Linked DNA regions of Homo sapiens: region 1 is linked to region 2. Evidence: read pairs that join two places in POLR2A ChIA-PET (ENCODE). Cell type or tissue: PC-9. All regions are shown on one strand.

Region 1 (2,500 bases), 150 kb before region 2:
GGAAAATAAAGACAAAGTTATTCAATTTCATTTAGATCCTGGTGGCCTTACCTGACACTGACCTCAGTGGTGAGGTAAAAATTAGACTGTGAGGTATTCCGGCTTGGAAAAATAAAGGTGGCTCAACATAAAAGGCTCATCATGAACAACAACAATTAAGGCAAGGAGAAAAAGAGATCTAAGGGAAGACCTGAACATGTATGCTGACAGAGGGAAAGGAGTCAATGGAAAGATAACCAAGTTACAGAAAGTGACTGGAAACAAAAGCATGGAACAAGGAAAGCTGAGCCTTTGACAGGAGGGGCGCTTTTTTCCTCTGGGGAGGAACATTTCTTTGAGAGATAAGCAAGGGAGTTGAGGGATCCTGAGTGGGATGCGAAAGAAAGTGCCTGCAAATTGAGGAGCATGGGCAGTTGAAGGAGAGGAAGAAAGTCAGCAAGAGACAAAAAGAATTCTAGCATCAACGAGGGCTTATTAGCTGGACTCGGAAATACAAATTTGCAAAGATCCAATCAGCACATTTAGTGACTCCCTAAACCACCTCAGAAGCCTGGAAGGCCATGAGGAGACCTGCCTAAATAACTTAGGTTGCTAGGGCCGAGACCCATACCCAGCTAGCTCAGGCTTCTAGTTCAGTACTCTCGTGACTATCCTGGGTCCTTTTTCAACAGAATTCACCTAAAGTTGGTTAAATTTAAAACCTGATGGCCACTTTTAAAGCCATGTTCTTAAAACAATGTAATGAGATACTTTTCCTTAAATACTAAGACAATAAAATAAGAAATTTTTACATGTAAAACATCATCAACTGTGAAAAGTCAGAAGGATTAACTGACACACAAAACTCTGAATGTCACTCACCTGGCGGCTTCCGGAAAACCCATCTTGTAGAGTGTTACAACCACAGCTCCTCCAATGCCTAAATTATGCTGCAGAGCCACCTTTGCACCAGGAACTTGCCTCTTTCCGGCTTCCCCTCTCAGCTGCCAGCAGAGTTCTGCACACTGAGCAAGACCTAACAAATCGAACACAGAGCACTGAGCTGCTTCCACCAGCTTTCTCAAGCCAGAAAAGGGATGTTTGTGACTTTAAATTAAAGCATTTGATTAAGCCGAGGCCACGTTTGTGTAAATAGTAACTTCTCTTAAAACACCGAAGGGTTTTGCAGCTAGTTATTTTCTCTCTAAATTTCTTTCCTGCACTCTTTCAACTTAACCTGTCGTTTTCTGGCATGTTGAAAGAGAAAACACCGAATCTACAATTCTCTAGTCCAGGGAAAATGGCATAAAAATAATTTAATTTTACCATTTTTAATGTATTAAAAGAAAATAAACAAGGATTTGGAAGTTCACATTCCCTAAAAGTTTAGCTGGTATGGGAAATTTTTCCTATTATTTTCCTCCAAGTAGTTCCCAACAACAATGAGTTGTTTTCCAGACCTATTCACAGATATTCACAAGAAAGGTTCTGGATTCAAAAGGATAACATTCTGTCCCCTGAATAATAAAATCAAAGATGTTTAGAGCTGAAAGGAACTTACTGATGTAAACACTGAGAAACAGAAAGGTTAATCTGTGAATGGTTACAAAGCAGGCTAATTTCAGAGGTAAGGTTAGAACCCATGACTCCAGATGTATATTTGTTTGCCTTTCTATCGGACCAGCTATTGAAGGAGAGCTGGGTTAAGAATGTTCTATCAGGGCCGGGCGCGGTGGCTCACGCCTGTAATCCCAGCACTTTGGGAGGCCGAGGAGGGCAGATCACGAGGTCAGGAGATCAAGACCATCCTGGCTAACACGGTGAAACCCCGTCTCTACTAAAAATACAAAAAAAAAAAAAAAATTAGCCGGGCGTGGTGGCAGGCGCCTCTAGTCCCAGCTACTAGGGAGGCTGAGGCAGGAGAATGGCGTGAACCCGGGAGGCAGAGCTTGCAGTGAGCTGAGATCGGGCCACTGCACTCCAGCCTGGGCGACAGAGCAAGACTCCGTCTCAAAAAAAAAAAAAAAAAAAAAAAAAAAAAAAGAATGTTCTATCAGGGCAGACTGGTCTGCAGGTCTACTACTTACAGTGCCTATTCTTCCATACACATCCCCAGCCACAACTTCCAATTCCTGAGTACCTGTGACAATTTCCTGTATAAACCCCAACTTCCCCAAGAAATTTAACTGCTGCTTTTCATTTCTAAGCAGTGTCTATATATTTACAGACCATGTATCTTAAACACTATTTAAAAATAGGTAGCTCCCAGTGTGGACAACATAGCAAGACCTCATCTCTACTAAAAATAAATTTATTTTATTTATTATGTTTGAGACAGAGTCTTGCTCTGTTGCCCAGGATAGAGTGCAGTGGCACGATCTTGGCTCACTGCAACCTCCACCTCCCAGGTTCCAGCGATTCTCCTGCCTCAGCCTCCCAAGTAGCTGGGACTCCAGGCATGCGCCACCACTCCCAGCTATTTTTTTTTTTTTTTTTTTTTTTTTAGTAGAGACGGGGTTTC
Region 2 (2,500 bases):
CCACCTCCTGGGCTCAAACAATCCTCGTGCCTCAGCCTCCCAAGTAGCTGGGATTACAGGACGCACCACCACACCCAGCTAATTTTCATATTTTTGTATTTTTAGTAGAGACGGGGTTTCACCACGTTGTCCAAGATGGTCTCAATCTCCTGACCTCGTGATCCACCCGCCTCAGCCTCCCAAAGTACTGGGATTACAGGCGTGAGCCACAGCACCCGGCCCAGTGATATAAATTTTTTAGTGAACGATGTTAACACAATCATAACATAAATACTGATTAATGATTTATTTAAAATCATGATATAAATTTGTTGGGGACCAGAGGAGGAAGTAATTTGTAGAAAGATACGTAGGAGAGCTAAGTTCTTATCTACTGTAGCAGCAAAATCAGTAACACCTAAAACTGCTCAATCAAGAAACTACAGTATATGCATTTTATTTAGAAATGTGGAGGTATGGCCAGGCATGGTGGCTCACGCCTGTAATCCCTGCACTTTGGGATGCCGAGGCACGCAGATCACGAGGTCAGGAGTTCGAGACCAGCCTGGCCAACATGGTGAAACCCCGTCTCTACTAAAAATACAAAAATTAGCCAGGTGTGGTGACACCCGCCTATAATCCCAGCTACTCAGAAGGCTGAGGCAGGGGATCGCGTGAACCCAGGAGGCGGAGGTTGCAGTGAGCCGAGATCGCGCCACTGCACTCCAGCCTGGGCGACAGAGTGAGACTCTGTCTCAAAAAAAAAAAAAAAAAAAAAAAAAAGAAATGTGGAGGTACATACCAAAAGAAATAGCTACAAAATTAGAAAGTTTCTTCTGGGGAGAAAGTCTTACAGATTTCTCACCTTAATAGGCCTTTTGGAATGATTTGATTTTTTTTTTAAGCTATAATCATAAATTTGACTTTTTTTAAAAAAAGGTTATGAACATGACAAGGAACCTACCTTAACTGCCATGAAAAGCTCTTCAAGCTGTGCCGTTTGCTCAGGTGAGAGCTATAAGCAAACAGAAAGGCTCAAGTGAACTATGGAACCTGTATAAAAACTAGAGAGATAGACATCTTGCCTTTAAGAAATCACAAACCTGCAGAGCCAGAATAGAGGTGACACTCACTGCCATTGTTTGCATCTTGGGGTTTTCATGCTTACAGAGCCATCTCATGACAAACTTGGCAGCATCAAACCTGAAAAGCAGTATTTATTTTTCTCACAATTATATATAAAGTTTGTGAAACTACACAGAAGAAATCATTTGGCATTCCCCAAGTAATCCTATAATGAAAACAGTCTTGGACTTTTAAATCCTCAGCTATGAAAACCAAGAGCATTTGGCAGAGAGAAGACCAGGCAGGGGATAGGAGAGTATGCAAATAAGAACGTAAGCAAAATACACAGAATTTACATAAAGATGAGCAAATCTAAGAAAAAATGTATTTATCATTCAGTTTCTACTATGATAGGTCTGAAAAAGAAAGGGAGTTTCCAGAGTGGTAGCAATTTGTAATCTGAGTAGTAGACAATGCTAAAATGCTGCAGCAAACATCACTCAGTTACAAAGTGACTGAGCCTAAACCTTGTATTCACAAATCAGGGGCTTTGCTCTTGTTAGCTTGTGCCTCATTTCTCTGCTCTTTTATGTCAACTATTATAAATGTTTTAAAACTTGTGAATCTGAGAGACTGCAAAGGCCTCAAATCCTTCTGGAATGGCTAGGATGATGATGATTTTCTAAATAATTAAAAAGTAAATTACTAATAAAATAATAATTACATAACAAAATGAATAAATTACTAATATTCTTTATAATAGCCTGTACTTAAACTAGGAATTAAGTACTTTACAGACACTATCTTATCTAATGCTGGTAAGAGTCACTATTTTACAAATGAGGAAACTTATAATAAGCAAAGATAATGGAAGGGCTAGATCTTGAGTCCAAGTATGTTTGGCTCTCGGAGCCTGTTCTTACCCACTATCCTATACTAGAATCACTTTAGGAGACAACATTTTCTAGTAGGGTACTTCTAATCACTTCTCTGTGGAAGATGCTCAACAGAACCTTCTCTCCAAACACCTTATCCCAGCCTTAATCAGGCCTCTGCATTTAATAACCAAAGGCCAACACCCCAGTCAAATGACCAAGTCTTATACTTGCCTGTCAAATGGAACATCCACAAGAATCCTGGAATTGGTTAAGGAGAGAAGACAATTCTTCTGTAACTTTTAGAGAATAAAGAAAAATAATTTTGAACAAATGTAACATTCCATTCTAAACAAAGATTCCATGTATTTGGAAGTATTACTAGTGAGCTTTTCTTATTGAGAGCTCATTTGTGTACCAGCATTAAATTTTCATTTAATGCTGTAACTGATGACTGCCATGCAGGAATGAAGACTTGAGTAGGATTTTCCAACTTTAAAAATAAGGTAGAAATAAATGAGGAAAACCACCTTCCTAACTGTATTTTTAAAAAATCAACTCCCTTGGCCGGGTGCGGTGGC

What was found. Peaks named below come from ENCODE experiments on the same cell type or tissue, not always from the same donor. Only the 100,000 strongest peaks of a DNase experiment are listed, where the experiment ranks them.
Region 1: POLR2A ChIA-PET joins it to region 2 with 27 read pairs; 3 of 35 experiments call an interaction of 5 or more read pairs at or near these places.

Annotation. Positions count from the first base shown.
Region 1 is chr1:53,013,405-53,015,904 of GRCh38, reverse strand. It overlaps SCP2 (sterol carrier protein 2), which reads right to left. Exons shown (of 16, transcript NM_002979.5): 12 at 862-1,015. Among named protein-coding and RNA genes, the nearest start is that of PODN, 48 kb to the left of the region's middle. RefSeq lists an enhancer at 1,005-1,094. In PC-9, no CTCF peak of the experiment used is centred here; a DNase peak (open chromatin) is centred at 984; H3K4me3 peaks cover 1,717 bases; H3K27ac peaks cover 1,011 bases.
Region 2 is chr1:52,866,221-52,868,720 of GRCh38, reverse strand. It overlaps ZYG11A (zyg-11 family member A, cell cycle regulator), which reads right to left. Exons shown (of 14, transcript NM_001004339.3): 6 at 2,154-2,218; 7 at 1,083-1,182; 8 at 944-994. Among named protein-coding and RNA genes, the nearest start is that of ZYG11A, 25 kb to the right of the region's middle. In PC-9, no CTCF peak of the experiment used is centred here; a DNase peak (open chromatin) is centred at 1,060.